3 separate regions of the Homo sapiens genome follow, and regions 2 and 3 are each linked to region 1. The links are chromatin loops, found by intact Hi-C in ENCODE. Cell type or tissue: GM12878. All regions are shown on one strand.

Evidence for each region. Hi-C counts contacts between places; a loop is a spot of excess contacts. Peaks named below come from ENCODE experiments on the same cell type or tissue, not always from the same donor. Only the 100,000 strongest peaks of a DNase experiment are listed, where the experiment ranks them.
Region 2: it touches region 1 in a loop (3-fold over the local background); 7 of 110 quality-filtered maps call a loop at or near these places.
Region 3: a loop joins it to region 1, with 2.1 times the contacts of the local background. A loop is called at or near these places in 4 of 110 quality-filtered maps.

The regions. Positions count from the first base shown.
Region 1 is chr4:23,132,923-23,140,922 of GRCh38, forward strand. All of the region lies in intron 12 of LOC105374524 (a long non-coding RNA gene), which reads left to right. Among named protein-coding and RNA genes, the nearest start is that of ADGRA3, 620 kb to the left of the region's middle. In GM12878, a CTCF peak has its summit at 3,055; no DNase peak of the experiment used is centred here.
Region 2 is chr4:23,611,125-23,619,124 of GRCh38, forward strand. No RefSeq gene overlaps it. Among named protein-coding and RNA genes, the nearest start is that of PPARGC1A-AS1, 150 kb to the right of the region's middle. RefSeq lists an enhancer at 3,948-4,508. In GM12878, no CTCF peak of the experiment used is centred here; a DNase peak (open chromatin) is centred at 3,522.
Region 3 is chr4:23,714,724-23,722,723 of GRCh38, forward strand. LOC105374528 (a long non-coding RNA gene) reads left to right here and starts at 3,951. Exons shown (of 3, transcript XR_925477.3): 1 at 3,951-4,119. In GM12878, a CTCF peak has its summit at 3,038 (motif pointing left); no DNase peak of the experiment used is centred here.

The DNA of each region.
Region 1 (8,000 bases):
TCATATTCCCAAAGCACAAAATGCAGAAGCAGACATTTATTTCTTCAATACAGTGGAGATTTTGTATAAATTTAACTTCTGATTAGAAAACTTTTTACATTGGAAAATTTCAGCAATGAAATTTCAGTAATAAGCCAAATGCAGGTCTGCTCGAGGTCGAATGAAATTTAGATGAAAAATCCAGGATTATCAAAAAGAATGAGGGAACTTCAAGTTTCTGTACATCCAAGGTTAATGGGTTGGATTCTTTCATTTTTGATTTTTATGGCAGCACATAATTTCTCTTCCTAGTTGGCTTTCTGCTTTTTTCAAGCAATAAGTTTTGAGTTAAAATAGTATACCTCACTTGTAATCAAGCCTGTATGTTTTCCTATGTGAATATTTCTATAGTACCTATCACTTGAGCATGCTATGGATTATTTTCTTTCATAGAAAATAACAACACATGAAATAGTCCTTTAGTAATATTTTCTTTTTTCTTTTCTTTTCTTTTTCGAGCCAGAGTCTCACTCTGTCACCCAGGCTGGAGTGCAGTGGTACAATCTCAGGTCACTGCAACCTTCGCCTCCTGGGTTTGAGTGATTCTCATGCCACAGCCTCTGGAGTAGCTGGAACTATAGGCACCTACCACCACGCCTGGCTGATTTTTGTATTTTTAGTAGAGATGGGGTTTCACCATGTTGGCCAGGCTGGTCTTGAACTCCTGACCTCAAGTGATCTGCCCACCTCGGCCTCCCAAAGTGCTGGGATTACAGGTGTGAGCCACTGTGCCTGGCCACTGGTAATATTTTCTAGCAGGATGTATTAATCCTAGTCATTTAATTATTGAGAAACTGAGGTATAAAGGAATGAGTCTATGGTGAGCAGTTCGCATTGAACTTATCCTCTTCTAAATAAGAAAGGATATAACATTCATTAAGCATCTAATTCCACACCTATTTTCTCATTAATTTGTAGCATATACTCTTTATAGCAATCGTTGGGGAAAGCACCCTAGTATTGTCTGTTTCTCTCTGCGTTGTTGCCTTTCATTCTGATGCCATCATAGCACCTTTATCATTCACTCTTTCTAATAAGACTGTAAATTATTTATGGGCAACGATGGTGCTTTGAACTTGTGTTTCTCTGTCATAATGCCTAGCATAAATACTCGAACACAGTCTAATCAAAATGTCAATCGTGACAAGAGATGCCTGCCAGACCAGTTGTTGGAGACCTCCAGTTTTAACTTAAGAGGCCTCACTTATGCTGTGTCTTTGGGAGAAAGTGAATAGGGGCTGAAGGGATATAGGAGGAAACCAGGGAGAATCTTCATCCTGCAAGATTTCCCTCAGATCAACGTTGTCTCCGTAGTTTCTCTTGTGGGAGCCTTACCCTTTACTTATGCCATGTTGAATAGAGGGAAGGACTTAACAGAAGGGATTTATGGCTGAAAGCTTCCTTAATTATAGGCTAGTATAATAAGTCCTTCCACTATCTTAATGATTGGGGAATTAAGAAGCTCCTTAATAGAAATTGACAGGTTCCATTGTCATTGCAAAGAAGGTTCTGTTATGGTCTAGAGTACCCTGCCAACCATCCAAGGATTTAGGGTTCCCCAAAGGCTCATTAACATCTTAGACCATAAGGTCTCCAAAGGAGGCACTAATGGTCCACCTCGTTATGATCTGAGGATAATGACTGCTTGACATCCATATCCATTGAGATGATAATCGCTCTGTAAAAACTGTTATGATGTCAGCAGCCAAAAAAAAAAGAAAATCTCATTTGCACTTTATAATCTTTGGTTTCTAATATAGTATTTAAATTATGCTAGAATTATTTTATGAATCTGGCTTAATAGAGGCAATGCATATGATGCTCTTTAAAAAAAATTAAAAGTCTCTTTTAAAAAAGTTGTTATCACCCTTATATCACTGCATAAATGAAGGGTAAGATTAGTAAAGCTCTTATAGCACCGAAATACTTATGAGTAATTGAATAAAAAACAAAGACTTAAATTTCCCTTAATTTACATACACATTTACTCCAGGGAGTGAAAAGAAATTCTCTTCTTAGAATGCCCCCAAACAGAGAAAAAAAGCTCATAGTGGTAATAATACTAATAGGAGAGATTGTCAACTCACGCCGAGTGCTTATTATGCATCTTGTCCTGCACTAAGTAATTTTCCTGCATCTCATTTTCATCTTCGCTGAAACATCTCTGAGGGGGCATCTCTCTTGCCCTCACTGTACAGATGAGAATAGGGAGGTGCACAGTGGTGAAAGATGCTGTCCGTGATCTTCAAGGTGGTGCATAGCAAGGCGTGATTCAAATTGATTCACTCTGGATTCAGACTTGTGCTGTAACGATGAGGATTGTGTGCCAGAAAGAGTTATGGGTTTCAGAATCGGGAGAAATGGGCTTATGCTTGGCCACTAACTAGCTGTGTGAACTTGGAGAATTTATTTCACCTCTTGGGACATTCTGGACTAGTAAATCTTGAAAGCATTTTTTACTACCAACGTTTATACTGACAAGGACATCTCAGTAGCAGAACTGAAATCAGAATTTTCACATTACTCTCTCAATAGCTACCAGTATTCATGAGTAGTAACATCATCGTTTTCCCATTGTAATTCAGTTTGGCTGAATGGTTTTCCACTTTGGTACGAAAGTGCTGATTTTAAAATAATCTTACTGCTTATAGAAAACATATGGAAAAAAACCATCCCATATTATTGTTTAACTCTGTAAAGTATACCAAAAACCATTTTTCCAATCAATTTCTATTTGACTTTAAACAAGGGAAAAATGGAGATGAGTGTAAACAAAAATCTATTAGTCAGTGTTAGTACAGCCTTTTTATAGCTCTAAGCATTTCCCTGTGTATAAACATAAGAAAGCAAATTAACATTTTAAAGAGATTTCTCTATTGGGTTATATTTAATAACAAACCAGCATAAAAAGAAGGAATCTTGTAATAATAATTTTCTAAAAATCTGCAGATGCTCTTACAGCCTTGAAGCTTAGCTATTTGTTGGAGCTAAAGCTGCAATACCCAGATTCTTCCACTAGAGGGGTGAATTGTTCCTAATGAATAAGATCTCATTGTCTGGGGAGGGGGACAGACTGGTGCTGATAACTTACAATGATACTGTGGACTCCAAAAATATACTTGGAGTGGCCTTTACCATAATATTCATATTCAGTGAAACTAGCTATAGGACAGAGTGATAGAAAAGAGGTTTTAACTATCAAGTCCTAATGGAAGTACAATCTTGTTATTATGAAATTATTTAGGCTATGGATGGGAAAAGAAATAGTTGTATTCAAGTTGTAACAAAAGATGTCAATTTGGCTGCAGAATGATAGATGAAAATAGAACTTCTGGGGGACAGTATGGTAATTCTGAGTATCTGAGGAGAAAGTTCACTGAGAACCTCAAACATTTATGGTTACTACAGTTGTCTTGCAGAAATACATTCATTGCAATTTTTACACAAAACATGATTAATTAGAAAAACAATAGGCCTGGGCATAAATAGCCAACATTCTCTACTTTGTTTTTTAAGGAGAAAGGAATGTACTGCTGACAAATTCTCTTCAGCTGCACAGTTCATTTCCTATTTGCTACTGCGTTCTCCAGGGATAGTGAAATGTCTGACTGTAGCAGGCAAAATATTGAAGGAATAGAAGTGTCATAAGCCACAAGATTGGCCAAAAATATATATTAGCATGTCCTGACAATCATTGTTTAAAAAGTAAAAGTCAAAAACTAGTTTCTAGTGTTCTAGCAAAAGCAGAAATGCTTTAAGCAAATAATTTCAAGTTATTTCCAGTCCAATGTTGCACATTGACTTTATGTGCACAGAATGTAGACATCATTTTGACATGTTGCTGATGGAAGAGATGCAAAGAAATAAAAATGAGCAGAAAAGAGGTATTTCAAAGGAGGCATATATATATATATATATAATTTTTTTAAGAGAAATTCATATGTTAGAGGTTGTTTTCAGTAGTTTCCAAGTTTTTTAAAGGATCCTTCTTGAGGAGACTTTATATAAAACTCTCCATCAATGCACAGTCCTTTCAGTTTGTGTCAAGGAACAGTTTCTGACACAGTAAGAAATACTAGCTGGTGTCTGGGATAAAATTTACTTCCATCTCACACACACACACACACACACACACACACACACACACACACACACAGAGTCAATCATTATTCACAGATCCTGTATTTGCAAATTTGTCTACTTGTTAAAATTTATTTGAAACCACAAAATCCATATTTCAGGTGATTGTTGGTCATTCCTAGGCATGCATGGGGTGGGAAAATTTTGATCTGACCATATGCAAATACCCAGCTGAGGCTGACATAGCAACACTCTGCCTTCTTATTTCAGCTCTGACTGTAAACAAGGGTCTTTTTGTGATCCATTTAGTGCCTTTTTTTTTATTTGTGCTTTTTTGTTGGTGTTTTAAAATGGCCCTTAAGTGTCATGCTTAATTGCTGTCTAGTGTTCCTATGTGCCAAAGGCTGGGATGTGCCTTACAGAGAAAATACATGTTCCAGATAAGCTTGCAAGTTCAATGTTAATGAATCAACAATAATATTTAAAAAGATGACTTTAAAACATGATTATGTATTGGTCGATTGATTGAAATGTGACCAGAGGCTCACAGGAACCTGACCTTTCCTTTCCCTTAGGAAAGTTCAGTGCCCATTAGCTCAGTGTTGGTGGAGACTTCATAGAACACAACTACTGTGAATAATAAGAATCACATGTGTGTGTACAGAGAGTGGAAGGGAAAGGGAGAGAGAGAACAGAGGAAAGAATCATAATTGTGAATAACAAAGTGTCCTTCACTTTGGAATATTCCTCTCTGCTGACAAAGACAAAAGCATTTATTTTAATTTTTGCATTCAAACCAAACTCAATAGAAGTAGATCAAATACTCCAAAACTGATGAAGGGGAAAACACCCCAGTACAACAAAGGCTGATAGTAAACCATTACCAGCAGTATAAATGAAGATTTGGTATAATAAGTATGTGTCTGCCAATAGCATAAGGTTAGCTCTAGTCTGCCCAGGACTCCATCCCAGCTACGCCAATTGCTACAAATGTGATCTTAGATGATTTATGAAAAACCTTTAGCCTCAGCTTCTTCATCTGAATAAATAGAAATAATATCTATTCAAATAGTTTCCATGAAGTTTGTATAATTTATATAATACAACAAGCATAATGATTATCTTATCAATGAGCATTATTTTACCTTTTGTATTCATTTTTCCTAACAGTTTTTCTTCATATTCCATATAGAAAAAAAAATTAAGACTATGCTCTAAGCAATAGCTTTTAATTTAGGATCAGTCATTTATGATCTCCAGCGTCACCCAGCTCCTTAGCATTTCTCCACAGTTCTTCTGTGGTCCTTTGTCAGTCAGTTCCTGTACCCATTTCTTACAATACTTATCTGAAGCTGTTTCCCATATTCTCCTCCTTCTACCCTATCATTTCCTTTGCTCCTCTCTCACATGGCCTGGATGTCTACCATAAAGGACTGAATGTTTGTGTCCCCCCAGAAGAAATTGTGGTAAAATCTCACTCCACAATATGATGGTGGGAAGGTGAAGCCTTTTGGAGGTAATTTGGGTCATTAGTCCTAAAAAATGAGACTATGGCCCTTATAAAAGAGGTCCCAGACTGCTCCCTAGCCCTCTTTCCACCACGTGAAGTTACAATGAGGAGTCAGTAGTCACAAACCAGAAGTGTAGTATGAGGGAAATATGAGAAGAAAGACTGAAGAGGTAGGCAACGGACAGATCAGAAAGACCTAGTGAGCTAAGACAAAGAGAAGTCCTCTTTTGCAAGAGCAATAAAGAGGCATCGTAGAAAGTTAAGGAGAGCTGTGATATGATCAGATTTTTGTTTCAGGAAAATTCAAATTTGACAGCAGTGGGGAGAATGGATTGCAGGGATCAAGATAAATGCTGAGAGACCCATTAGAAGCTTATGGCAGTAATCCAGATAAGAAATGGATTACTTAATATAGCCCAGCCACACAGGTACCCTGTGTGGATAACCCAACCACACTGGCACCCTGATTTCAGACTTCTAGCCTCCAAAACTGTGATAAGTAAATTTCTGTCATTTATAAGCCACCAAATCTGTGGTAGTTTGCTATAGCAATCTTAATGGACTGAGAAACCTACTACAGAGAAAATAAACACTTTCAGAAGATAATTCCCTCAGCTTCCTCCTCTATCCCCTGAGACACAATTATATGCATCCACCCCTATCCTTGGGTATGTATCTTTTATTAGGGTCTTACCAATTTGTGGAGAATTACACTAAATGCTCAACATATTTATCTTATTTAGTCCACATGACAAATCTTTGACATAGTTCAATGCTTGGCACTCCAGGTGTGCCTCGTTGAGGAAGATTCTGATGCTAAATTGGAGGATAATGAGGAAGAGGTCTATGATAAACCCTTTGTATGCTGTGTGCACAAGAATGAGTTTTGGTGGTCCTTTTGCCACATGGTTGCCATCTCTCCTCTTGCAAATCTTTCAGTCTCCTATTGGCATTCTTTTTTTCTCTGTTCACTCCTTAAGTGTTGGCATTTCCCGGTGTTATATACGCACGTCCGTGCTACATTTTCTCTAAGGCTGACTGCATCCACTCTTACAGCATCACTTTCTTATGTGAAGGTGACTTCTACTTCTCCATCTTTGGACCTCACTTATTTTCCTCCTAAGTCAGACCTCTGGTTCCATGTGAATTTTCATAGGCTTGCGGCCCTCAACATAGCCAAAACGGAAGTCACCATTTGACCTACTGAACTTTCTTTTCCCTGAGTGACTGCCATCTCCAAGAGCAGCATGGCGATCAGCTGGCTTCCTCCCCATGCCACACACCCAAAGCCATTCTCAAGCTCCACCTTTACGACTACCCTTCATATTCATCACTCAAAAAGTACTGTTAATTTGACCCATTGAATATTTCTGAGATCTGCCCTCTCTTTTCTATTTTCTCTACTATTTACTTAATTCAGATTCACAACATTTCTTACCTGGATTACTGCCATAAGCTTCTAATGGGTCTCCCAGAATTTATCTTGATCCCTGAAATCTACTCTCCCTGCTGCTATCACATTTGAATTTTCCTGAAACAAAAATCTGACCATATCACAGCTCTTCTTAACTTTCTACAATGCCTCTTTATTACTCCTGCAAAAGATGACTTCTGTCTGGCTTAGCTCACAAGGTCTTTCTGATCTGTCCCTTGACTACCACTTTAGCCTTTCTTCTCATTTGTCCCTGATGCTCACTCCCATATCATAGTCACACTTAATTGCTCTCAGTTTCTTAATCATGATAATATACTGTATTTTGCTTCTAAGACCTTCTACTTGCAAATCCCCTTTCCTGGAGCCATCTACCTTCTTCTTATCAAAATAGCCTCCTAATATGTTTAAAAAGTTAACTCAAATACCACCTACTTCACAAAACCCTTTTCAAACAAAGTCCCACATGATCTCTATTGGGCGTTTTTATAATGTATCATTCTTAACTTTCTTAGAGCACATAACACGTGATTTTGTAATGGCCTGCTTACTTGTCTGTCCCTGTCTTCATTTGAGTTCACTCAGAAGCAGATTCTGACACAAGGGTTCAAACGCAAATAGTGTATAATGTAGCCGAGTTCAGGAACCTCTAGTAGGAGAGTAGAGAAATGAGTCAGAGGAGAAAAGAAAGCCGATGAAGTGTGTGTCCTCATGTAAGTTACCACTATTGGTAACTGGTACATAAATCTGCTAAGGAACTCTGGGAATCAGTTTTGAAGATATGCCTCAGAATTGTTCCAATTGAAGGGTGAGGGAGCTGGGTTATTTATACACCAATACCCATTAGTCACTGTTGAGGGGCTGTTAATAGGGTGGGAGTGTTGGTGGGTAGAAGATAATTTGGGGACATGTCCAGTCTGCTGTGTTACACAATTCCTT
Region 2 (8,000 bases), 480 kb after region 1:
ATAGGAAGCTGAGCAAAGCATATCATACAATGAAACGTAATTAGCAAAAGATCTGTATACACTGATATGGAGTAATCTTCAAGATATTTGTGCAGTACAGTAAATAAGGTCTAGAATATGATATATATTGTGATTCTTTTGTGTAATAAAAGGGATGAAATATGCATTTGCTCTTTTTTTGCAAAGAGAAAGGGGTAGCAAAAATAAAGAACAAGTAAAGTGGTTATCATAGGAGAAACTAAAAACAGGGAATCAGATATTTTTACAAGATAAATCAAACTTTTCTGAATATGGTCTCTATTTCAGAGGTATATTACTATACACTTCTATTTTACATTGATGTGTTTACGTACTCCAAAATGAAATTAAATTTAAACGGCAATCACTAGGAATTGTAAACAAATTGAAGTGAATGTATCCGTGTATCGAGTTGATGACATAATCAAAAATCTGAATTAAAATTACTTAAAAACACAGTATAGTACAGTATTTTGACTCTATATCCTCTGTAGGCAATATTTAAAGGACAGTAAAACCTGAAAGGAAGTCTTAAAATTTGTGTAGTAATCTAATATGTTCATAGCATTATTGATGCTATTATTTTAGAATTATTTTACATGTGTTACAGGACAATGCAAGTAAATAATTTTGCTAACGTTACTAGAAATCAAGCTTTCAGAGTAATAAAAAGAGAAAATAATTTACTTAAGGAAGTAAAAAAATTGTATTAGTAAATCTGAATTGAAAATATCAGTATATAATCATATTTGCTATTAAATAAGTATGTATTTTATAGCCCCAAAGCAGTGAGCCTAACCATCACTTCATTGTGTCCCTGAATATTATTCTTCAAAGGAATCGTGAGTCCTTGAAAGATAAGGCTGGCTATTTTTTTTTTGTACCCAAAACAAGGAAGCTAACAAAGACTCATGAGTTATCAAAATAACCCAAGGACCAAAATTAGGAAGTATCTTTATTTTGTGCATCAAAAAGAAAAATCTATGGAAATGATTGAAATGTATTTTAAAAATCCTCATTTCTTTACAATAATTTTAAATTGAAATAAAAAGAGTAGTAAAACAATTTAATGAAAATACATACCTATATACCTGTAGAGAGGTACAGCATACATCTCAATAAATGTCATAAAGAAATTAGGACACCAATTCCTTTCTCTGAATATCGGAAATTAAAAGAAAAGAGTTTAGTACAAACTCTTTATACTTCGTTTTCTGTAGAATATGTACTGAAAGATAACCAAGTAGTCATAGATGAGGTGGGAAAATTGTTCTTTAAATAGGAATTTCATTTACTAAATGTGGGAATAATGACAAAATTAGAAAATCACCATTTTGTGCTATCCAGTTAAGTAGTTGATTCAGACAATAATCATCAATGGATGAAACCATTAGATGAAAGTTTAATGGAGAATACATTGTGGTGATCAAATTGCTATTATTTGAACCATGGGTCAATCTTTGCATCATTAAAAGTAAGGAAAATCAGACATCGTTAGTCTCCTAGTGAAATTCAATATGAGGCACAGCACATCAACCATGAATTAATCTGTCAAAAAGTAAAATCCAAATATAATCAAGAGCTAACTTCCATGTATGACTACCCAGAAAATAAAAGGAACAAGTTAAATGACACAAAAATAAGCAAACAGATAAATGCATTATGTGTTGCACTCTGCATAACAACTTATCAGTCTCTGCATTAAGTCCTCAGCATGGAAATCAAAATGGGAAGAATATTCACTTCATTAAAAAAATAAAGAGTTGTGACATACAAATGTAATGGTACCTTATTTGTTCCATAATTCATACAAACCAAGTGGAAAAATAATTTTTTAGACAATCAGAGGAATTTGACTAGGTACTATTATATAACTAACTGTGATATTAAGATATCAATATCTTAAAATATAGATAAATATCATATAACTATGATGTTTTTAATCTGGTAGATGTGATGAGGACTTATCTAATACTTTCTTCAAAATATGTAAGAAACACATTTTTGAGAGGAAAGGAATAGATAAGCAAATTTTAGGCAAAATTGGGATAATTGTCAGATCTCAATGGTTAGTACCTGGGGGATAATGTACTAAATATGTAGATTTTTTTAATTAAAAACAAAAACAAAGAAGAAATAAAGTCTCTGTTTCTAAACTTTTTTTTTCTTTTTTTCTCCAAACTTTTATTGAGTAGTCACTTGCTTACAACTACTGTTCTGTTACATGCGATCGAGAACTTTGACAATAAAACCGTATGGCAGCAAAATTGAAGAAAATGAATGACATATATATCGAAGGTCTGGTGATTTTCCACAGGGAAAGACGTTCTATAAATGTATTCTGGAAAACTACATATATATCGTTCATTTGCACAATATAAAATCACATGATTTTATTTAATGAGGAATCACTGAAGTACAGCCAATAACCAACAAAACAGTGACCAAAATACTCCATGCTGCTTATATGACAATGAGTAAACCTTCATGTACGCAAAAAAATTAGGAGACCACAGGATCCTAGGATGGACTAGAGAATGTGACAAAATATAATCTAATTATATTACAAATGTATGAAACAACTTCCCTGAAGGGTTTGAAGGAAAGGTGCTAATCTAAGTAACTTTGGAAATGAGTGAAGTCTGGGAGTCTAAAGGCAAAACAAATTATACATAAGCACTGGACTCTAGTTGATGAAGCTGTTTCCCACAGGGATATGGGTTAACAGCTCTGATACTGCTTTACATGTATACTGTGATTGAACAATTAAGTAAATGAATGGCAGATGGTGGAAGCCAGCTTTCTCACTGTAGGAGTGTAGGTTATAGATAAGCAAGTGAAACAGTCTAGAATGATCTATGTTGTAAAGGATTAGTCATAGACATCTGTATGAATTTATATCTAGCTCAATATAAATACAGATGGTTACACATAGAAATATTTATAGATATTTGTATACACACAGGTTAGTATACACAAATACATATATCCTTGCTCTGTCAGCTGAGTCAGTCTGAAAGCAATGAAACCCCAGAAGCAAGGAGTTCATCTGGAACTGAGAGTGTGGTTTGTAGTACCACTCTCTGACTAATGAAATTGGGGTTCCTTGGGAAAATATTTGATTCTAAGAACAGGGGCTGCCACCCTTCCTGTGCAGAGATCCTCCTGCAGGGATGTGTTCTGTCCACTCCACATCCAGGCAGGTCTCCAGGAATCTGGAGCTCTCACTCTCCTGAATTAGTTTAGGCCATCTCCCCATCCCTGTGCAGAGAACTTGGGGCCCAGGAGGTTTCCCAGCTCCACACCTAAGCACACCTCTGGGTGCTTAGTGGTTGCCCACTGGATTCTTCCTTGGCACAGGCGCTTGTGTCTGCTGTCAGAGGACCTGTAGTTGGACTTGTCAGGTCTGGCCCCACCCTTTTTGACCACCTCCTCAGGGCTGAACAGGGAGTACAGACCATTGAACTTCATAAATCAGCTCTTGCCTGAGACAACAGAGAGCTTCTCCCAGGAAACAAGGATCAAGTATATACCCAGCCATGTTGGCTACAGCTGGCTCTTACCCATAACTGCCATCTACTGGCTTGTAGGTCAAACTGCACAGCCCTATATTAAACCTGTCAACAGAGGGAGGAGGAGCCAAGATGGCCGAATAGGAACAGCTCCGGTCTACAGCTCCCAGCGTGAGCCACGCAGAAGACAGGTGATTTCTGCATTTCCATCTGAGGTACCCGGGTTCATCTCACTAGGGAGTGCCAGACAGTGGGCGCAGGCCAGTGTGTGTGCGCACCGTGCGCGAGCCGAAGCAGGGCGAGGCATTGCCTCACCTGGGAAGCGCAAGGGGTCAGGGAGTTCCCTTTCTGAGTCAAAGAAAGGGGTGACGGACGCACCTGGAAAATCGGGTCACTCCCACCCGAATATTGCGCTTTTCAGACCGGCTTAAGAAACGGGGCACTACGAGACTATATCCCACACCTGGCTCAGAGGGTCCTACGCCCACGGAATCTCGCTGATTGCTAGCACAGCAGTCTGAGATCAAACTGCAAGGCGGCAACGAGGCTGGGGGAGGGGCGCCCGCCATTGCCCAGGCTTGCTTAGGTAAACAAAGCAGCCGGGAAGCTCGAACTGGGTGGAGCCCACCACAGCTCAAGGAGGCCTGCCTGCCTCTGTAGGCTCCACCTCTGGGGGCAGGGCACAGACAAACAAAAAGACAGCAGTAACCCCTGCAGACTTAAGTGTCCCTGTCTGACAGCTTTGAAGAGAGCAGTGGTTCTCCCAGCACGCAGCTGGAGATCTGAGAACGGGCAGACTGCCTCCTCAAGTGGGTCCCTGACCCCTGACCCCCAAGCAGCCTAACTGGGAGGCACCCCCCAGCAGGGGCACACTGACACCTCACACGGCAGGGTATTCCAACAGACCTGCAGCTGAGGGTCCTGTCTGTTAGAAGGAAAACTAACAACCAGAAAGGACATCTACACCGAAAACCCATCTGTACATCACCATCATCAAAGACCAAAAGTAGATAAAACCACAAAGATGGGGAAAAAACAGAACAGAAAAACTGGAAACTCTAAAACGCAGAGCGCCTCTCCTCCTCCAAAGGAACACAGTTCCTCACCAGCAACAGAACAAAGCTGGATGGAGAATGATTTTGACGAGCTGAGAGAAGAAGGCTTCAGACGATCAAATTACTCTGAGCTACAGGAGGACATTCAAACCAAAGGCAAAGAAGTTGAAAACTTTGAAAAAAATTTAGAAGAATGTATAACTAGAATAACCAATACAGAGAAGTGCTTAAAGGAGCTGATGGAGCTGAAAACCAAGGCTCGAGAACTACGTGAAGAATGCAGAAGCCTCAGGAGCCGATGCGATCAACTGGAAGAAAGGGTATCAGCAATGGAAGATGAAATGAATGAAATGAAGCGAGAAGGGAAGTTTAGAGAAAAAAGAATAAAAAGAAATGAGCAAAGCCTCCAAGAAATATGGGACTATGTGAAAAGACCAAATCTACGTCTGATTGGTGTACCTGAAAGTGATGTGGAGAATGGAACCAAGTTGGAAAACACTCTGCAGGATATTATCCAGGAGAACTTCCCCAATCTAGCAAGGCAGGCCAACGTTCAGATTCAGGAAATACAGAGAACGCCACAAAGATACTCCTCGAGAAGAGCAACTCCAAGACACATAATTGTCAGATTCACCAAAGTTGAAATGAAGGAAAAAATGTTAAGGGCAGCCAGAGAGAAAGGTCGGGTTACCCTCAAAGGAAAGCCCATCAGACTAACAGCGGATCTCTCGGCAGAAACCCTACAAGCCAGAAGAGAGTGGGGGCCAATATTCAACATTCTTAAAGAAAAGAATTTTCAACCCAGAATTTCATATCCAGCCAAACTAAGCTTCATAAGTGAAGGAGAAATAAAATACTTTATAGACAAGCAAATGCTGAGAGATTTTGTCACCACCAGGCCTGCCCTAAAAGAGCTCCTGAAGGAAGCGCTAAACATGGAAAGGAACAACCGGTACCAGCCGCTGCAAAATCATGCCAAAATGTAAAGACCATCGAGACTAGGAAGAAACTGCATCAACTAATGAGCAAAATCACCAGCTAACATCATAATGACAGGATCAAATTCACACATAACAATATTAACTTTAAATATAAATGGACTAAATTCTGCAATTAAAAGACACAGACTGGCAAGTTGGATAAAGAGTCAAGACCCATCAGTGTGCTGTATTCAGGAAACCCATCTCACGTGCAGAGACACACATAGGCTCAAAATAAAAGGATGGAGGAAGATCTACCAAGCCAATGGAAAACAAAAAAAGGCAGGGGTTGCAATCCTAGTCTCTGATAAAACAGACTTTAAACCAACAAAGATCAAAAGAGACAAAGAAGGCCATTACATAATGGTAAAGGGATCAATTCAACAAGAGGAGTTAACTATCCTAAATATTTATGCACCCAATACAGGAGCACCCAGATTCATAAAGCAAGTCCTCAGTGACCTACAAAGAGACTTAGACTCCCACACATTAATAATGGGAGACTTTAACACCCCACTGTCAACATTAGACAGATCAACGAGACAGAAAGTCAACAAGGATACCCAGGAATTGAACTCAGCTCTGCACCAAGCAGACCTAATAGACATCTACAGAACTCTCCACCCCAAATCAACAGAATATACATTTTTTTCAGCACCACACCACACCTATTCCAAAATTGACCACATAGTTGGAAGTAAAGCTCTCCTCAGCAAATGTAAAAGAACAGAAATTATAACAAACTATCTCTCAGACCACAGTGCAATCAAACTAGAACTCAGGATTAAGAATCTCACTCAAAGCCGCTCAACTACATGGAAACTGAACAACCTGCTCCTGAATGACTACTGGGTACATAACGAAATGAAGGCAGAAATAAAGATGTTCTTTGAAACCAACGAGAACAAAGACACCACATACCAGAATCTCTGGGACGCATTCAAAGCAGTGTGTAGAGGGAAATTTATAGCACTAAATGCCTACAAGAGAAAGCAGGAAAGATCCAAAATTGACACCCTAACATCACAATTAAAAGAACTAGAAAAGCAAGAGCAAACACATTCAAAAGCTAGCAGAAGGCAAGAAATAACTAAAATCAGAGCAGAACTGAAGGAAATAGAGACACAAAAAACCCTTCAAAAAATCAATGAATCCAGGAGCTGGTTTTTTGAAAGGATCAACAAAATTGATAGACCACTAGCAAGACTAATAAAGAAAAAAAGAGAGAAGAATCAAATAGACACAATAAAAAATGATAAAGGGGATATCACCACCGATCCCACAGAAATACAAACTACCATCAGAGAATACTACAAACACCTCTATGCAAATAAACTAGAAAATCTAGAAGAAATGGATACATTCCTCGACACATACACTCTCCCAAGACTAAACCAGGAAGAAGTTGAATCTCTGAATAGACCAATAACAGGCTCTGAAATTGTGGCAATAATCAATAGTTTACCAACCAAAAAGAGTCCAGGACCAGATGGATTCACAGCCGAATTCTACCAGAGGTACAAGGAGGAACTGGTACCATTCCTTCTGAAACTATTCCAATCAATAGAAAAAGAGGGAATCCTCCCTAACTCATTTTATGAGGCCAGCATCATTCTGATACCAAAGCCGGGCAGAGACACAAGCAAAAAAGAGAATTTTAGACCAATATCCTTGATGAACATTGATGCAAAAATCCTCAATAAAATACTGGCAAACCGAATCCAGCAGCACATCAAAAAGCTTATCCACCATGATCAAGTGGGCTTCATCCCTGGGATGCAAGGCTGGTTCAATATACGCAAATCAATAAATGTAATCCAGCATATAAACAGAGCCAAAGACAAAAACCACACGATTATCTCAATAGATGCAGAAAAAGCCTTTGACAAAATTCAACAACCCTTCATGCTAAAAACTCTCAATAAATTAGGTATTGATGGGACATATTTCAAAATAATAAGAGCTATCTATGACAAACCCACAGCCAATATCATACTGAATGGGCAAAAACTGGAAGCATTCCCTTTGAAAACTGGCACAAGACAGGGATGCCCTCTCTCACCACTCCTATTCAACATAGTGTTGGAAGTTCTGGCCAGGGCAATCAGGCAGGAGAACGAAATAAAAGGTATTCAATTAGGAAAAGAGGAAGTCAAATTGTCCCTGTTTGCAGACGACATGATTGTGTATCTAGAAAACCCCATGGTCTCAGCGCAAAATCTCCTTAAGCTGATAAGCAACTTCAGCAAAGTCTCAGGATACAAAATCAGTGTACAAAAATCACAAGCATTCTTATACACCAACAACAGACAAACAGAGAGCCAAATCATGGGTGAATTCCCATTCACAATTGCTTCAAAGAGAATAAAATACCTAGGAATCCAACTTATAAGGGATGTGAAGGACCTCTTCAAGGAGAACTACAAACCACTGCT
Region 3 (8,000 bases), 580 kb after region 1:
GTAGAGACGGGGTTTCACTATGTTGGCCAGGCTGGTCTCGAACTCCTGACCTCGTGATCCACCCGCCTCGACCTCCCAAAGTGCTAGGATTACAGGCCTGAGCCACCAAGCCCGGCCAATTTACACTTTATTTTAAAAATCCCTTCTAGAATTCCCAAGCAAAATGTATGCCAACATGCCAACTCTGTGACTGCAGACAGGAAAAGAGAGAAATGAATTAACTACGCAGATACTGAAGAACAGTCTTTACTGATCATCAAGGAAGTTAAAGCAAATTATTTTCCTTTACCTCGAATTATCCAGAAAATCATCTCCATGCTTTACTTCTCATTGTGTTGTAAACAAAGCTTAAACCAAATGAAAAGTTGGTCGAATTATTTGTAATTCTTTTATCTGTCTTCATAACGCAAGCCAAAAAAAAAAAAAAAGCAAAAAACAAAAAACCTCTGAATTACAAACTACCCACAAATTTGCAAATGTGTGGACCTTGTATTGGAGAATTTCATGAAATAGAAGAGAAGAGAATGGGGTGTGTCTATGAAAAGTAGATAACATAAAAATGCTTTGTGGCATTTCCCTATGTCTTTTCTGAATGGTTGGAGATGTTTTATATAAGGTTCTGCTTCCATTAACACTTAGGCACTGTTCCCTTCCTCAACACTGAAATGACATTCTAAATGGCATGTCTGTGTATTATAACCAGGTCCCAATTTCTTCTCCCTTTTTGCATCTCATATCAACAGCAGGACAGGCAAAAGATTGGCTCGGACAACGACAAAGCAATGGAAAAATGCCTTTAGTTATTATTACCAGAGTAAATGAAGAAACTGCACACCAGATGGGTGTATATTATCTATCCAACTAAAAAAGTGTCTTGTTAACAGAGATAAATGGTCTGAAATGGCAGAACATTATCTTGCAATTTTAAAAAATAATAGCAGCAATATTTCAGAGGATAATTCTGCAATTTTTTCAAGGTTTCTGTTAAAAACCACATTTGATATTGATAGATACATGCTTAAAGTGTTCATTGGCACATTCATAAATATGTGAAGTTGAAAGGGATTTTTTTAAAAAATCCCAACTACAATAATCTCTATTGGAAGTGTGAAGACATGATGTGAATGGCCTATAGCATTTGCTAGGGCTGAACATGTTTCATTCATTCCTGAATCAGCTTTGTCAAAACAAAGCAGAAGCAGTGTGGTGCAGTGGGCTGTGCCAATTGCCAATTGCTATCAGTGTGACCTTGAACTTGCCAAATAATGTAAAATCACAGTTTTCATCTCTCTTTTTTTTTTTTTTTTTTTTTTTTTTGAGACAGAGTCTCCCTCTGTCACCCAGGCTGGAGTGCAGTGGCACAATCTCCGCTCACTGCAAGCTCGGCCTCCCAGGTTCACGCCATTCTCCTGCCTCAGCCTCCGGAGTAGCTGGGACTACAGGCGCCCACCACCATGCCCAGCTAATTTTTTTGTATTTTTAGTAGAGACGGGGTTTCGCTGTGTTAGCCAGGATGGTCTCTATCTCCTGACCTCGTGATCCGCCCACCTCAGCCTCCCAAAGTGCTGGGATTACAGGCGTGAGCCACCGCACCCTGCAGTTTTCAGATCTCTAAGATGTAGACAAAATCTACCACACAGGATTGCTATGAGAATTTTCAAAAAAATCCTGTAAGTATCCTGTCTGGTACATGAAGGTGCCATCTAAATGTTCACTTCTCAATGAGCAGTATTTGTAGAAAGTGTTAGGTTTTTTATCTCCTTATTGAAAGGAGCGTCTAGTTTCACACAATGGGAATGTTTTGCTTTCTTTTAATGTTATGGTACATTGTTCCACTTTTGATAGTGAATAAAACAAGATCTCTGGCAAAAATATACAATAAATATTATCCCCCTTCTGTAGTCCTTGGCCTAGTTAAATCTGTATTACAGTTAAACCTAAAATCCATTATGAATATGAAAACACCACCTTCATTTGCATTCAGCCATATCTGTAGGCAAAAAAGGTTATTTACTAGAAGAAAAATATAATTAATTTCTGAGATGTTTTATTTTATTTGGAAGGCCTCCTCTCTCCAGGAACATAACAACGACTTACTGATTTAAAAGTCTTATACTTTAGAGGTGGTCAAAATACTTTTCTAACAATCATGATGGCTTGTGTTTCTAATCGCAGTAACACCTGGCTAGAAGATAAAAACGGTCTTCAGAGAACCTTTGGGCCTTTTTAGTTTTTGTCACCTCAATGTTGCTCTTGTATGCACCCGGGAAACTTGGGTGGGTTTTAATCTTTCCATTTAGCATTTGGTTAGTTGGTTTGTTTAATAACTAAGAGTACTGAAACATACAAGTTGACTTACCAGTTTGTCAAGCCAAGGAGAAAAATACAATGCTGTCTGTGATACCCCAACGATAATAAAGAAGATAAAGGTGCCTACCCTGGAACAGCTTTGTAAAGTTCACTGTGGTGGGCATGGTCAAAGTAGTCTCATCGTGCTTGGGGATTCGAGTTGGAGCCTTTGGTAATGGTCATGTCAAGTCAAATGACCCTTGAAAAAAGTAAAAGCCATCATAGGCAGAACCCACACAATATTTTCATCATAGTAGGCCCCTTTCGCTCCAGTATATTCTCTGTTCTTCATTTGAACACCAGCGGAGGTAGTTTGCTTGGATTGAGAAGATCTATCATATATAAAAAAAACAGTCTCAACACAACTTGGAAGCTGAGATTGATGGTGGTAATATCAAATTGATCTCTCTTAATTCATGATATAGGAGAAAACTCAGTGGCATACGGTAGATCTGCAGTTGTATTTATGTGATTAAATGTGTATTTTAAATAATTTCATCACATTTGTTTTCTGCACAGGAAAATTCTTTTACTGGGACCAGCTCCTTCTCTACTCTATCCATATACCAGTAACTGGGACGGCCATGTTTTTACAGAGCCTCACCCCTCCCACAGTCTGGACCAATCCCTGCACTTTCCTGAGATATTTTAAATTTCAGAGCACAGAGAGGGTGATACAGTCTCCCTCTTGTGGTCAAAGCCAAAAAATGTGAATCCTGTTTTCCATATGCCTCCACAGAAATAGAACATACAGTGAAAAAATTAATAGTAAGAATACAGTTGAAAGGCAGACAGATGGAGCTTTGAGACCTGGAGGGAGGGTCTATAGCTTTCAAACCCCTGATTCCGTTTGTTCGTGAGATTCTGCAGGATCCCGCCCTTGTCTGACTGTTCAACTCTGTACTAATTGTGAAAGTTGGTAAATGATCCCTCTAGCCAATAGCTTGCTAGGGTTAACTTTCTGCCACTTGCAACTACATTGATATAGTCACCAAAGTGTTTACTTAGATCAATGTTCTCCCCAGCAAAGACAGAAATAGCAAACTGATAAAAACTTTATTACTGGCATAAATGTATAGTGGCCTTACCTTTGCAAAAACACTTCACTTGGATAGTCCAACACGACTTAACAGTTTATTTTTGTTCTCTGGGTTTTAATTTCCTCATCAATGAAATGGTAGGGTTGAGCTAGATCAGAAGAACTAAGGGAGCCCCATGGACCACCTAGCCGCACCGCAGTGAGTGTGCGCTCATTCTGACATTCTTTCCCAAGGACTTTCAGTTCTGCTTCAGAAGACTTCTCTCCGCAGTATGCGGGGTGGAATTTACTTTTCGTTCCTGAACCTTAAATGATCTCGAAATGCCATTATAACCTTGCTAACAATGTAGTGAATTAGACCAGGCAAGTAACTGATTCCCATTACATGAGTAAGGAAATTGAGTCACAGAGAAACTTGTAGTTTAGATAAACCTGTTCAGCTTCTTTTTAACCCTCTTTCCCCTCTTCATGTGTACCTGGGGAGGTGGAAGGAGGATGAAAGACTGTGGCTGTTCTTTAGTAGTTTCTTTCCTTGGAAAAAGAACAGGGTGGGGCATGCCACTGCTCTCGAAGGCTTCTGTACTCTTGCATCGGAAATCATCTCCTTTTCTTCTCCATCCCTTTGTCTCTCCTAACTTATTGCATCACATCAGCACCAGCTGGCTGTACCCCATATTAGAGGAAGATGGGGCCCAGCCAATGATTGCTTCTCTGAACTAAGCTGTACCCTGGTGAGTAGCATTCCCAAAGGGGTTTAACTTAGGAGTGGGAAATAACAGAGAAACTTGTTCAGAGACCAACTTTTGAACCCAAGCAGAGATGCAAATTTGGGGTCTAGGCGTGCCATTTAGTCAACCCTGCAAATTAGCACATGCTCGCTTGCCTGGAGCCCTGAAAGAAACCAGGAAGGGACCACAAGGAATTCCAGTCTGTTCTGTTTCTCCTTCAATTGACTTTTGGTCATGTTTTAGTTGGTATTTGCTTCTGTGGGTGCCTATGGCTGAAGGTAAATGTTTGTTTTCTTAACCTGGGCATCAACAAGCAGAGATGACATAAAAATGAGTTTAGATTGAAAGTTAATAATGGTAAATTTTAACAGTAAACTAGGAAGAAAAATAGAGCATGTGTATAATTTATATAATATTATGTATTTATATATAATTTATATATTTACATATATATATGCACACACACAAAAGCTGAAAAATTAGTCCAAAAATTAAATTACAACCTAGTCAACTCCATAGCTAAGAATCTTCCTTTTTTTTTCCTTTAAAGGTCACCATTCACAATTACTGTTCATGGGTGCAGGGGTGAGGATGACTGTATTTAGGTGCAATTGTTTAAATTTATGCTCTTCATAAAAGCAAGTGTCTCACTCTGACAAGGGTTGTAACCCTCATGCATTTCCTACAGCTCTAGCTGAATTGGAACTATTAGGTCCCGTTCACTTACACCTTCTCAGAGAAGATTCCATTTCCCAATTATTGGAACATTGAGTCAAATAAAAGCAAATGTTGTTAAAGAAAACAACATGGAAAGAGTCTTTCGATATCTAAAGAAAGCTGGGGATTGATCGAAACTAAGTAGTTGAAAATGCATCTCTATCCATGACTTGAACCACAAAGGTGGTGGGAGGCGGGGTAAAGGAAAGAGGGATAGGAACTTGGAGCAGGGGCAAGAAAGAGAGAAAATTTATTGAAGTAGAGAAAGATAATTGGTATCTGGAATTTCCTCTGCAATTTAAGGCTGTCAGGCCAGCATCTTGCACATCTTCCCACATTGAACACATCGCTATTACGGAAGCAGAGCTCTATTCTAGGATAGATTAAAGAGCTGATAGGTGAAACCAGCTGCAGAGAGCATCTGTTTTGTTTTTGTTTTTGTTTTTATTTTTTTTTTATTTCAGAGCAGGAGTCCTTGCAGAACTAGAAAAATACAGATTCCAGGCCGGGCGCGGTGGCTCACGCCTGTAATCCCAGCACTTTGGGAGGCCGAGGCGGGTGGATCATGAGGTCAAGAGATCGAGACCATCCTGGCTAACAAGGTGAAACCCCGTCTCTACTAAAAATACAAAAAATTAGCCGGGCGCGGTGGCGGACGCCTGTAGTCCCAGCTACTCCGGAGGCTGAGGCAGGAGAATGGCGTGAACCCAGGAAGCGGAGCTTGCAGTGAGCCGAGATTGCGCCACTGCAGTCCGCAGTCCGGCCCGGGCGACAGAGCGAGACTCCGTCTCAAAAAAAAAAAAAAAAGAAAAATACAGATTCCAGAGTTCTTAGGAGGTTGTAGTCTAGGAGGGAGTTTTCACAACCTTCCAATCTTTAAAGTGCACTGAGCTCAATGAATCCCCATGAGTCCTTCCAACACGTGACTTGCCATAGCAACTTTATCTTCCAAAATATTACTGGGGTGAAAAGACCTGGAGCACAGCTTCACTTTTACCCAAGGTATTTCCTATTCATTGCCTTATTATTTGACTAACGCCTGGGTGGCTATGTTTGCAGATCCTGTCTTCTAGGCTACCGTGAGGAGTTGCTCCATTACTTATTTCCTAAATGAATAGAACTACCTCTTCTCAGTCATCACAGCCTAAGCAAATGGTTTGAAATGATAAACCTGCCAAACAGCTTGTGGTCACACAGCTGACTTGTAGAATCTTTAGGAGCTTTGATTAGTATGACTTGTGGGGGTGTTGGAAAAAGAGAAGTCACTTAGGATAACATTTGTTAAGAATCAGTGGTATGTCCTATGCAGCCATGAAAAAAGATGAGTTCATGTCCTTTGCAGGGACATGGATGAAGCTGGAAACCATCATTCTCAGCAAACTAACACAGGAACAGAAAACCAAACACCACATTTTCTCACGCATAAGTGGGAGCCGCACAATAAGAACACATGTACACAGGGAGGGGAACATCATACACTGGGGTCTGTCGGGGGTGGGGGGCTAGGGGAGGGATAGCATTAGGAGAAATACCTAAGGTAGATGATGGGTTCATGGGTGCAGCAAACCACAATGGCACATGTATATCTATGTAACAAACCTGCACGTTCTGCACATGTATCCCAGAACTTAAAGTATAATTTAAAAAAAAGAAAGGAAAATAAATCATTATGTGAAAAAAAAATCAGTAGTATGTCAAGAAATTTAATTTCAGTATATTTTCATAATAACCCTGCAAAGAAAACCTGGTTATTCCCCTTTTTCATTGAGGAAACATAAGACTTCTCAAGAATCTCCAACGTTCTTGGCTAGGCTCGAGGGGGCAGAACTCAGTTGTCTTTGACTCCAAAAACTCACGAACCACAGAAAGTGCATCAACCTTTTTTTTTTTTTTTTTTTTTTTCAAAGCGGAGTCTATCTCTGTCACCCAGGCTGAAGTGTAGTGGCGCGATCTCGGCTCACTACAACCTCTGCCTCCCAGATTCAAACAATTTTCCTGCCTCAGCCTCCCGAGTAGCTGAGATTACAGGCGCCTGTGACAATGCCCAGCTAAATTTTGTATTATTAGTAGAGATGATGGGGTTTCACCATGTTGACCAGGCTGGTCTCAAACTCCTGACCTCAGGTGATCTGCCTGCCTCAGCCTCCCTAAATGCTGGAATTACAGGTGTGAGCCACCGCGCCCGGCCAAGTGCGTCAACTTTTAAAGCTGCGTTACCTCCTTCTGAAAGCCCATTTGAACAGTGAACTTTTATGGTATGAAGAGTGTATTCCTATACGCCAATATGTTAGAAGATTCTGTGGATTAGTAGCAGTGCTTTTTAAGCTTTTTTGTTCATGGTGCAAATAAGGAATGAATTTTATATTAGGACCCTGTACACACATACCTATTCTATGTCTATAAAAGTACATTTGTAACTGAAAACCACTCACAAAACAATACCTTCTTTTATATGTGAAAAGCATTCTGATATGTTCTAGTGTATTTTCAGACTATGTATAATACTAGAACAGTGGTTTTGAGTACTCATTATGGAGCAAAACCAGCTGGGATCATATGTGCATGCAGATACTTGACAATCGTTGTAGGAACTTGGAAAAGCAACTTAACCTATAAAAACAATTATACCTCAAAAGGTTGTCATGAAGATTAAATAAATATTATGTGAAAATCACTGACATAAAAAGTACCCAACAAATGTTGGCTCTTACTCTGTTAGGACCTCAGCACAGGGCCTAGATGGAGCAGCTTTACAATGACTGACACATAAAAGCACCACAAAAAGGTTTGCTGTTTGTGATGCTGTGTACTTATTATGTCTACTAAGTGTAGGGCAATGTGATAGGATGTATAAACAAAAGAAATTGGATAATATTTACATAGATGAGCAAAAGGAATGGGACATCACACAACATAAACAATTTTGTGGAGACAGATTTTTTTTTTTTAAATCTGAGATCAGATTCTTAGTCATTTCCTTTTATAATTTAATATAAAAATAAATATGGTATATGTATTTGTCTAGTCCCTTATTTGAGGCTACTTCTCCCACTAGACTGTAAACCTTTTTAGGGCCAAGACTGTGTCTGTTAACCCACCACTGTATTTTCTTGGCCTGTAGCCATATCTTTGACGTAGAAATCATTCAAATTACTACTTACGGCCGG